Regions from separate parts of the Homo sapiens genome. Here regions 2 and 3 are each linked to region 1. Evidence: read pairs that join two places in POLR2A ChIA-PET (ENCODE). Cell type or tissue: OCI-LY7. All regions are shown on one strand.

The links. Peaks named below come from ENCODE experiments on the same cell type or tissue, not always from the same donor. Only the 100,000 strongest peaks of a DNase experiment are listed, where the experiment ranks them.
Region 2: POLR2A ChIA-PET joins it to region 1 with 5 read pairs; 2 of 35 experiments call an interaction of 5 or more read pairs at or near these places.
Region 3: POLR2A ChIA-PET joins it to region 1 with 6 read pairs; 2 of 35 experiments call an interaction of 5 or more read pairs at or near these places.

What each region holds. Positions count from the first base shown.
Region 1 is chr18:59,009,731-59,013,730 of GRCh38, forward strand. It overlaps the pseudogene OACYLP. Among named protein-coding and RNA genes, the nearest start is that of SEC11C, 130 kb to the right of the region's middle. In OCI-LY7, no CTCF peak of the experiment used is centred here; a DNase peak (open chromatin) is centred at 2,311.
Region 2 is chr18:58,819,191-58,823,190 of GRCh38, forward strand. The region is part of intron 1 of LINC01926 (long intergenic non-protein coding RNA 1926); the gene reads left to right. Among named protein-coding and RNA genes, the nearest start is that of LINC01926, 7.3 kb to the left of the region's middle. In OCI-LY7, no CTCF peak of the experiment used is centred here; no DNase peak of the experiment used is centred here.
Region 3 is chr18:58,571,111-58,575,110 of GRCh38, forward strand. The region is part of intron 4 of ALPK2 (alpha kinase 2); the gene reads right to left. Among named protein-coding and RNA genes, the nearest start is that of ALPK2-AS1, 16 kb to the left of the region's middle. In OCI-LY7, no CTCF peak of the experiment used is centred here; no DNase peak of the experiment used is centred here.

The DNA of each region.
Region 1 (4,000 bases):
ACATATATATACACACACATATATATATGTAGGACACAGTCTGTGTCCAATTCTTTTTGCCATTACAAGAATTACTGCCACAAGCATCTTGCAATGTGTGCTCATGTGTGTATCCCTGGGGCAGATTCTGAGATGTTGACTTGCTGGGTCACTGTGCCTAGCAGTTAGAAAGGAGTCTTTGGTTAAACCCCAGACACTGACTCTGGCAAACTTCAACATAAAAGAAAGCTATTGGCGGAGTATGGGGCAGCTCAGAGGAGGGAGGGAAAGGCCAAAGACCTGCTTCCTGGCAGATGAGTGGAGCCCAAGCTTGGCTTTGGGCCCTGTCTAACTTCACTAAAGTCCTGGCAGAGGGTTGACCTTGTGTCACAGTGATGAGAAGTAAGGCTGGGTGTGGCTTCCAGGGATCCCTTTGGGCTCTGTAATGAGAGGACAGAGCACCTTGATTTTTTGGTCAAGATTGTGCACAGTTGGGGAGTGGTATTCTCTAAAAGAAAATCTAGTTGCTTACTAAGAAGAGAATGGCTTCTAGGAGACCAAAAAAATTTCTTCAGGCAGGGTGTGGTGGCTCACTCCTGTAATCCCAGCACTTTGGGAGGCTGAGGCAGGTGGATTACTTGAGCTCAGGAGTTCAAGACCAGCCTGAGCTACAAGGCAAAACCTCATTTTTATCAAAATAAAAAAAATAAAAATAAAAAAATTTCTTCATATTCTTACTGTCTTAGTTCATTTTCTGCTGCTATAACAGAATATGATAGACTGGGTAATTTATAAAGAAAAGAGATTTATTTTCTCACAGTTCTAGAGGCTGGGAAGTAGACTTCCCAGCATGGTGTTGGCATGGTGTTGGCATCTGGTAAGGGACTTTGTGCCGTGTTATCCCGCAGTGGAAGGTGGAAGGGTAAATGAGAGAGAAAGCATAAGGAACTAGGCTAGCTTTTATAATAACCCACTCTCTACACAAGTGACCCGGTCCTGCAATAATGACATTAGTCCATTATTAGGTCTCTTATTAGGCCTAATGAGCTCTTATTAGACCTCACCCTCCAATACTGGTACACTGGGGACTCAGTTTCCAACACATGAATTTTGGGGGAGACAGTCAAACCATGACACTCACCAACACTTAATTGGATTAACTTTAAAAATTTTAACCAATACAGTAGGTAGAAAAGAGTGGTATCTAATTGTCGTTCACTGGCAAGGCTGAACAGCTTTCTCATATTTATTAATCAGTTGGATTTCCTTCTCCAAGGGTTTCCTGTTCATATCTTTTGTGGATTTTAAATTAGTTTCTTTGACTTTTTAAAAATGTTTGCTTTGTGCCGGGTGCAGTGGCTTACGCCTGTAATCTCAGTACTTTGGGAGGCCGAGGCAGGTGGATCATGAAATCAGGAGTCTGGGACCAGCCTAGCCAACATGGTGAAACCCCATCTCTACTAAAAATATAAAAATTAGCTGGGTGTGGTGGTGCATGCCTGTAATCCCAGCAACTTGGGAGGCTGAGGCAGGAGAATTGCTTGAACCTGGGAGGTGGAGGTTGCAGTGAGCTGAGATCACATCACTGCACTCCAGCCTGGGCAACAGAGTGAGACCCCACCTCAAAAAAAAAAAAAAGTTTGCTTTGTAAGAGTTCTTTATATGTTCTGAATGCGATTCTTTATCTAAGCTATAAATATGGTGACTGTGTTCTCTCCTTATCTTTTAACTACGTTCTTGGTGCCTTGAAGAGTTTAAAGGAGGGGAGGGACATGGTCAGTCTTGTGATTCAGCTCAGTCTAGAAGATCACTGATGGCTATAAACGGCCAAGTTGGACACCAGCTCTAAAGTTCTGAGTGTGGTGAGAAACAAGGAGACTCAAACTCATTGGAAGAAAAATGGGAGGGTCGGTAATTCTCATTCCAGCAAAAACCTGGAATAATGAAAACCTATGGAAAAGAGGTCACTGATAACCAGCACCCACTGGCTGAGCCCAAGAGGTCTGATGCAGTGGAACTGGCCAAAGAAGAGGCGAGGGCTCCTGTCAAAAGCCAGTTAACCCGGTGAACTCAGCAAGTACCGTTTGTCAAGTTAGGACCAGGAGGTTTTCAAAATGACATATTCCTTTTTTTTTTTTTTTTTGAGACAGAGTCTCTCTCTCTCTCTCAGGCTTGAGTGCAGTGGTGTGATCATGGCTCACTGCTGCCTTGACCTTCCCTGGTGAGGTAATCTTCCCACCTCAGTCTCTCGAGTAGCTGGGACTACAGGTGCAAGCCACCACGCCTGGCTAATTTTTTGTACTTTTGTAGAGAGATGGGGTTTTGCCACATTGCCCAGAGTGGTCTTGAGCTTGTGGGCTCAAGCGATCCACCTGCCTCAGCCACCAAAAGTGCTGGGATTACAGGTGTGAGCCACCACACTCGGCCTATGTAGTTCCTTTTTTTTTTTTTTTTTTTTTAAAGCACACATGTAAGCAAAATGCAGTTCCTTCAACCTGATTTCCAGACTAAATCTCAGAAATCCAATTGCAGTAGTTAAGACAGAAATGCTGGAGGAGCTGGGTCATTTCACAAGCTCTATTGGGGTTTTCTCCTCACTCCTTCTAAGGATTACCATTATCTTTAGTTATGTCTAAGAATCTATATTCCAAACTGACAAGTAAAAACTGGGTCCTTGTGTCTATTTTAAAGAGTAAGAGGTTATGAATTCAGCTTAAACTGGGTTTGAATACACAGCTCTAATTCTTGCTAGCAAGTAAAAGGAGGTAGGTTTATGTTGTTGTGTATATTACTTATCATTTCTGAGCCTCAGTTTTCTCACTTCTACTACCCTTTACTGGTAATGTGACCTTGAGTGAATGACGTGACCTCCCTGTGCCTCAGTTTCCGTATCTGTAAAATGGGGACTATAATGATTACTTAGCTCATAACATTACACAGTTGTGTGAGGGTTAAATGAGACAATGGACAGAAAGCAACTCAAAACATGCCTGGCACACACTAGGGCCTACGTGTTAGTTGTTATTGTTACTGATGTCAAAACTGGGAGAAGCCTTTAGGGTCCTGAAGGCAGTCACCCGGTATGTATGGTGTGTGTGTGTCTGTGTGTCTGTGTGTGCATTTGTATGTGTGCAAGTGGTACTGCCTACACAGTGGTCCTCAAAGTGGTTCCTAATCAGCAGCATCTGTATCACATGAGAATTTGATAAAACACAAGCTCAGGCACATGTTATACCTACTGAATCAGAAACTCTGGTTGTGGGGCCCAGCATTCTGTGTTTTACCAAGCCTGCAGGGACACTGAAGCATGCTAGCCTGTGAAAACCGCAGGCCACCATTGCCCCTGAGAAAGAAATCCACAGTAGCAGCCAGGGTAGCCTCTGTCTGAAGCATTCGCGGCAGGGCAGGGCTCTGATCCCACCCTCCTGCCCCTTCTCCCGCCTCCCTGGGGTTAGGGGCTGACCAATATTCCTGGTCATTCACTCATTCACCCTTCTGCCCTCTGCCTTCTGCCCTCTTTCTTCCCTAAGAAGCTGGGGGATCACAGTCACAGGAGATTATGTCTTCTCAGTGCTGCTTCTTTCAAATAATTTGAGGGAAAATTCCAGACTGAGAGAGTTGCTTGGTAGGGCTGGAATTGCGGCTGATTCTGTGTGCCAGGGTTTTCTGCCCTGAGGGTCATGCTGTCTTCTCTACACTCTTTAAATTTCTGAGGTGGCACACACTCTGGGGGTTGGGCTGTCACATGTTCTTGAACACATACACTTCACCAGACAGAGTGTAAGAATGCACAAGCAAAAACCTCCAAATCCTTGAGGAGCAGGCACATAAAAGAGGGACATTGAATTGAATAAACATATGTACTATGGGAAGCTGAATGATTGGAACAGGTGGGTCATCAGGAATTTTAAAAAGCACAATAAATATAATCAGAGATAAGGGAGAATATGACTGATACAAAGCACGAAAACACAATCAGGAAAAGTCAAGAGGAACAGTTGAAATCAAAACAAAATTGATG
Region 2 (4,000 bases), 190 kb before region 1:
CTGATAGGGCTGGTTGGCGGCTCAGTTTCTTGTTCTTTCTTGTCATTAAAGAGTTTTGTTCTCAGAAAGGAAATAATCTGTGCTCTTTGATGTGGTTCAGAAAAAAGAGACCAACACCACATTTTAAAACTCTTTGTGGCAGATCGTCCACGAGCAGCTCTTTAAGAGAAGCAGCTCACAGAGCTCTGGCTCAAACAAGAGAAGTTTTTAGAGAACATAGAGAATGTCTGACTCTGGAAGAATTTCCTCAAGAAAACACAAAAGCAAAGAATGGAAAATGCAAACACAATTATTCTTCCTCTGATGGGAATAACTTTCCAGCTCAAATGAATATTTATTTGTTTGTGTGTGTGTGTGTGAGACAGGGTCTCGCTCTGTCACCCAGGCTGGAGACCAGTGGCACGATCTCGGCTCATTGCAAACTCCACCTCCCGGGTTCAAGCAATTCTGCCACAGCCTCCCGAGTAGCTGGGACTACAGGCACCCGCCACCATGCCCAGCTAATTTTTGTATTTTTAGTATAGACAGAGTTTCACCGTGTTGGCCAGGCTGGTCTCAAACTCCTGGCCTCAAGTCACGTGCTTGCCTTGGCCTCCCTAAGTGCTGGGATTACAAGCATGAGCCATCTCCCCCGGCCTCAAGTGAATCTTAACTTTGAGGCTATGCCAGAAGCTGAAGACAGTAAATCAAGCACTAAATTAGAAACACACTCTTCAGATGGGCACAGTTGCTCATGCCTGTAATCCTAATGCTTTGGGAGGCCAAGGCTGGAGGATCGCTTGAGCCCAGGAGTTCAAGACCAGCCTGGGTGACATAGAGTGTAGAGACCCCATCTCTACAAAATAAATAAATAAATAAAAAGTAAAAAAAAAAAAATCAGCTGGATGTGGTGGTTCACTCCTGTAGTCTCAACTACTTGGGAGGATTGCTTGAGCCCAGAAGTTTGAGTCTGCAGTGAGTTATGATCGCACCACAGCACTCCAGCCTGGGTGACAGAGCCAGACCTTGTCTCTGAAAAAATATATAAATAAAATAAAAAGAAACATGCTCTTGCACAAAAAAGTATTTTGCTTTAGGAGCAAAAATAGACACCTTTTGGACATTTCCACATTTTTATACGATTGAGGATTCCACTCTATAACATGTCTCTCTTCTCCTTCCTTCTTGAATTCTCCTTTCTCCTTCTCCTCTGAGAGAGAGACAACAGACAGACGCAAAGACAGATACATGGAGATACAGAGGGAAACAGAACAGATCTTCTGGCATGACATGTTTTTAAAATAGCTGTCAGGATGTGCTGAGAGAAATGGACCATCATAAAATAGATCATTTTTATGTCAAATGAGTGTTACCATATGTTTATGTTTCTTTTCTTTTCTTTTCTTTTCTTTTTTTGAGGCAGAGTTTCACTCTTTCACCCAGGCTAGAATGAACTGGCATGATCTCGGCTCAGTGCAACTTCTGCTACCTGGGTTCAAGCGGGTAGCAGAGGTTGCCTCCTGAGTAGACTCAGCCTCAGCCTCAGCCTCCCAAGTATCTGGGACTACAGGCATGTGCCACCATGCCTGACAAATTTTGGTATTTTTAGTAGAGCTGGGGTTTCGCCATGTTGGCCAGGCTGGTCTCGACCTCCTGACCTCAGGTGATCCACCTGCCTCGGCCTCCCAAAGTGCTAGGATTACAGGCATGAGACACCATGCCTGGCCAGATATTCATATATATATACACACATATATATATATACACACACACACATATATATGCACATATATATACACACACACATATATATACATATATATATATACACATACACATCTCTCTCTCTCTCTATATATATATATTTTTTTTTTTTTTGAGATGAAGTTTTGCTCTGTCACCCAGGCTAGAGTGCAGTGGTGTGATCTTGGCTCACTGCAACCTCCACCTCCCGGGTTCAAGCAATTCTCCTGCCTCAGCCTGCCGAGTAGCTAGAATTACAGACGCGTGCCACCCTACCAAGCTAATTTTTGTATTTTTAGTAGAGGCGGTGTTTCACCATGTTGGCCAGCCTGGTCTTGAACTCCTGACATCAAGTGATCCACCTGCCTCGGCCTCCCAAAGTGTTCGGATTACAGGCGTGAGCCACCGTGCCCGGCCTCCTATATTTCTTGAAGAAATTCGAGCATCAGCTTTTGAATTGTATCAGTTGAAGTTCTGTGATAGAAAGCAATAGAAATTGACTCATGAATGTAAGCCAAAAAAGGTTGTTTCAATGACACTGAGAAGCTCACAAAATTAAAAGCAGGAACCAGGACAGGTCTGAGAATCACAGTGGCAGAGGCCTGTAAGAAACTTCTGTTGGGGATCTTGCTATCCAATGATTTATTCAAATTCCCAGGAAAAGTAATCTGATTGCATTAGCTTCACCACGTGCCTACCTCTTGTGATCAGGGGCTGAGTCTGACACTGGCAAGGGGAGAGGGAAGTTGAGAAATATCATGGCCATACTGCAAATGCTGCCCCCCAAATCACTCAGTAATTTTTAACCATGCATATTGGATCTGGGTAAATAAAAGTGCTATATTGAGATGCTAATCACAGCTATATAACTTTGCTCTTCATGAAAATGGGTAGAGGCTGGGTGCAATAGTTCATGCCTGTAATCCCAGCTCTTTGGGAGGCCAAGGTGGGGGGATCGCATGAGGCCAGGAGTTCAAAACCAACCTGGCCAACCTGGCGAAAGCCCGTCTCTAATAAGAATACAAAAAATTAGCCAGGCCTGGTTGCACACGCCTATAATCCCAGCTACTAGAGAGGCTGACTCACGAGAATCACTTGAACCCAGGAGGCAGAGGTTGCAGTGAGCCAAGATCGTGCCTCTGCACTCCAGCCTGGATGATGGATTGAGACTCTCTCTCAATAAAAGAAAATGGGCCTGGCGCGGTGGCTCATGCCTGTAATCCCTACACTTTGGGAGGCTGAAGTGAGTGGATCACGAGATCAGGAAATCGAGACCATCCTGGGTAACATGGTGAAACCCTGTCTCTACTAAAAATACAAAAAATTTGGCCGGGCATGGTAGCACGTGCCTGTAATTCCAGCTACTCGGGAGGCTGAGGCAAGAGAATTGCTTGAACCTGGGAGGCAGGGGTTGCAGTGAGCCAAGATTGTGCTACTACACTCCAGCCTGGGCGACAGAGCAAGACTTTATCTCAAAAAATAAAAAGAAAAAGAAAATGGGTAGAAATCTTGATTAGGATTAGACCTGGACAAAGATATTTCCAAAAGTCCCTTGTGAAACTGAAAAGTAATGAACATGTTTCAGTCTTCAGACAGCGTCTATCATTTTTTTTAAGTGTTTAAAAAGTAATGTGCCAATCTTTGTACTCCTATGTTCATAGTAGTACTACTCACAATAGCCAAAGGATAGAAGCAACTCAAGCGCCCCTTGTTTCTTCCATTCATGAATGAATAAACAAAATGTAGTGCGTACATACAATGGAACATTCAGCCTTAAAAAGGAAGGAAATTCCGACACATGCTCCAACATTGATGAACCTGGAAGACACGATGCTAAGTGAAATAAGCCAGACACAGAAAGGCAAAGAGTACACGATTCCACTTGTATGCGGTATCTATGACAAAATAGTCAAATTCATAGAATCAAAGAGTGGAATGGTGGTTGCCAGGGACTTGAGTAGGAGGCAGGGGGGAATTATTGTTTGATGGGTACAGAGTTTCATTTCAGTTGTTGTTGTTCTTTTGTTTTTTTGGGTTTTTTTTGGAGACAGAGTCTTGCTCTGTTGTCCAGGCTGGAGTTCAGTAGCGAGATCTCGGCTCACTGAACTCCGCCTCCCAGGTTCAAGCGATTATTTTTGCCTCAGCCTCCAGAGTAGCTGGGATGACAAGCGTGCGCCACCACACCCAGCTAATTCTTGCACTTTTAGTAGAGACGGGAGTTTCGCCATGTTGGCCAGGCTGGTCAAACTTCTGACCTCAGGTGATCTGCGCACCTCGG
Region 3 (4,000 bases), 440 kb before region 1:
TCCCACGTTCAAGCAATTCTCCTACCTCAGCCTCCCAAGTAGCTGGGATTACAGGCAAGCGCCACCATGCCTGGCTAATTTTTGTATTTTTAGTAGAGACAGGGATTCACCATGTTGGCCAGGCTGGTCTTGAACTCCTGGCTCAAGTGATTCACCCACCTCAGCCTCCCAAAATGCTGCGACTACAGGTGTGAGCCACCGCACTTGGCAAACCTTGAGAACTTACTGGGTGCCTGGCACTATGCTAAGTTCTCTTTTTAAACATAGTTACAAAGTCTTATCAATAAGTCGTGCTAGAAAAATTGAACATCCACAGGAAAAAAAAAAAAAAAAAGAACCTTAACCTAAACCTCATACTTTCTACAAAAATCAACTCAAAATGGATCATTGGCTTCAAATCTAAAACATAAAGCTATAAAACCTAGAAAAAGACCATAGCAGAAAGAAAATCTTCAGGATCCAGGGAAAGGCAAAGAGTTTTAGACTTGACACCAAAAGCAAAATCCATAAAAGGAAAAACTGACCATTAGACCTCATCAATATGAAAAGTTTTGCTTTGTGAGAGCCCACGTAAAGAAGATAAAAAGACAAATTACAGACTAGGAGAAAATATTTGGAAATCTTTAGGAGGCCGAGGTGGGCAGATCACAAGGTCAGGAGTTCGAGACCAGCCTGGCCAAAACAGTGAAACCCCGTCTCTACTAAAAATCCAAAAATTAGCCAGGTGTGGTGGCAGGCGCCTGTAATCCCAGCTACTTGGGAGGCTGAGGCAGGAGAATCGCTTGAACCTGGGAGGCGGAGGTTGCAGTCAGCCAAGATCGTGCCACTGTACTCCAGCCTAGGTGACAGAGGTAGACTCCATCTCAAAAAAAAAAAAAAAAAAAAAAAGGTGTGTAAACCAACAAAGGACTAGTCTCTAGAATGCATATAGAAGTCTCAAAATTCAACCATAAAATAACAGTCCAGTTAGGAAATGGACTTAACAGACATTTCCCCAAAGAAAATATACAACTGGCAAATAAATACATTTAAAAATGTTCAAAATTGTTAACCATTAGGGAAATGCAAATTAAAAGCTACAATGGGATATCACCACACACATATCAGAAAGTCCAGAATCAAAAATAATGACAATACCAAATGCTGGTGCAGATGTGGCGTAACTGGGCCCTCATACATTGCTGATGGGAATGTAAAAAGGTACAGCATCTCTGGAAAACAGCTGGACAGTTTCATTACAAACTAAATATGCAAGCCCCATATGACTCAGCAATGACTGTCCTGGGCATGGGTCCCATAGAAATGAAGACTTATGTTCACATAAAAGTCTGTATATAAATGTTTTAGCCATGAGAGCAAAAAACTGGAATCAGCCCAAATGTTCTTCAACCAGTGAAAGACTAAGCGAACTGCGTGGAATACTACTCAGCAATAAGAAGGAATGAACTTTTGATACACACAAGTTGAATGAATCTCCGGGAATTCTGCTGAAAAAAAAACTCAAAAACTTGTATACTGTATGATTCCATTTATGTAACATGTTTGAAATGACAAAATTTTAGAATTGGAGGACAAAGTAGTGGTTGCCAGGGGCTACCAAAGGGAGAGGGCAGGAAGGAGGTATGCATGGTTATTAAGGGTAATGCAAGGGATCTTTGTGGTAATGGAATTGTTCCGTATCTTGACTCTGGTAGTGGATACAGGAACCTACGTAGGTGATAAATGTCTGTAGATCTTAATACACACATACGAGTACAACTGGGGAAATCCAAATTACATCAGTAGATTGTATCAATGTCAATATCCTGGTTATGACATTATACCATTGTTTTGTAAAATGTCACCATTGAGGGAACCTGGGCAAAGTGTACTGTCATCTCTCTCTATTTCTTACAACTGCATGTGAATGTACAATTATCTCAGTAAACATTTCAATTAAAAAACATGTAATAAAACCGTTTGTAAATGGTATCTAGATCTGCTAATGAATTCTCTTAAAAACATTATACTTAGTGTATTCTGTTGCTTTATGTTTAATTTTAAATTGAGCATTAAGGGAATGCAGCATTATATATGTATATGTGTATATATATGTGTATATATGTATATATATGTGTATATGTGTGTATATATGTGTATATATGTATATATGTGTATATATATGTATATATGTGTATATATGTATATATGTGTGTATATATATGTGTGTATATATGTATATATGTGTATATATATGTATATATATATGTGTGTGTATATATATATGTGTGTGTATATATATATATGTGTGTATATATATATGTTTTTTTTTTTTCAGAGACAGGGTCTTGCTATGTTGCCCAGGCTGGTCTTGAACTCCTGGGCTCAAGCGAGTCCAACGGCCTTGGATTCCCAAAGTACTGGGATTACAGGCATGAGCCCCTGCACCTAGCCAGGAATGCAGTATTTTAATTGGAACTCTGCCAACACTTTTATCTAGAGGCATGTTGCCATTTTTGTCTTCTTTTTTTTTTTTTTTTTTTTTTTTAGTATTTATTGATCATTCTTGGGTGTTTCTCAGAGAGGGGGATGTGGCAGGGTCATAGGATAATAGTGGAGAGAAGGTCAGCAGATAAACATTTTTGTCTTCTATAAAACTTTTGTCCCAAGAAAGTCAGGATTACAAAGAATGAGGATGAGAATGTCATGCGTTGCTCTGAAAGAAGAAATTGTAGTTAGGGATGAGAAAAGCAACTTGAAGCACCATGCAAGATCTCAGTCTTGAAGCAGCAGGTAGGCTGAGCTAGAAACAAGGTGGGCAAAGGAATTCCAGACAGAAAGATGGACCATCCACCACATGTTTTCCAGGTGAGGAAACCAGCTTGTACTCCTGCTTTGCCTCTCAGAGATAGACAGAGGCAAAAGGCAGAAAATCCTGAGTGCTAGGTGAATATGATAGTATCTTCCTTGATCTAATTAGCAATTTTTTGGAGATAATGAAGCACTAATAAAGCAAAGTTATATGTAAATCTCCAGCATTCACAAGAGAACCCAAGTGCAAGATTTGGATGGTGCTGGTTGCGGCAGCTCACGCCTATAATCCCAGCACGTTGGGAGGCTGAGGCGGGGCGGATCACAAGGTCAGGAGTTCGAGACCAGCCTGACCAACATGGTGAAACCCTGTCTCTACTAAAAAAAAAAAAACAAAAATCAGCCGGGTGTGGTGGGGCGCACCTGTAATCCCAGCTACTCAGGAGGCTGAGGCAGGAGAACCGCTTGAACCCAGGAGGCGGAGGTTGCAGTGAGCCAAGATCATGCCAGTCTGGGCAACAGAGTGAGACTCCATCTCAAAAAAAAAAAAAAAAAAAAAAGATTTGGATGGTTTAGAACAGGGGTCCCCAACCCCCAGCCCCAGGCCATGGACCGGTAACTGTCTGTCTCCTGTTAGGAACTGGGCCACGCAGCAGGAGGTGGGTGGCAGGACATGAACCCAGTTGTGAATGGTGCATACAAGGGATCTAGGTTGCACAGTCCTTACGAGAATCTAATGCCTGATGATCTGAAGTGGAACAGTTTCATCCTGAAACCATCCCCGCCCCGTTCCGGCTGTGGAAAAATTGTCTTCCGCAAAACCAGTCCCTGGTGCCAAAATGTTTGGGGACTGCTGGTTTGAAACAAACCAACCCATTCCCAGAGCCAAAAGAGTAACTAATAGGAAGCACGTCCTATTAGCAGAGAGTTGGCCTCAGCATCTTTTATGTGAAGGCAACCAAAGAATGTGCTCAGGAAAATAAAGGCCATAAAGTGGTGGAGACCAACGATCATTAGAATCACACCTAACTGGCTGGGCATGGTGGCTCACGCCTGTAATCCCAGCACTTTGGGAGGCCGAGGCAGGTGGATCACCTGAGGTCGGGAGTTTGAGACCAGCCTGATCAACATGGAGAAACCCCATGTCTACTAAGAATACAAAATTAGCCAGGCATGGTGGCCCATGTCTGTCATCCCAGCTAATCAGGAG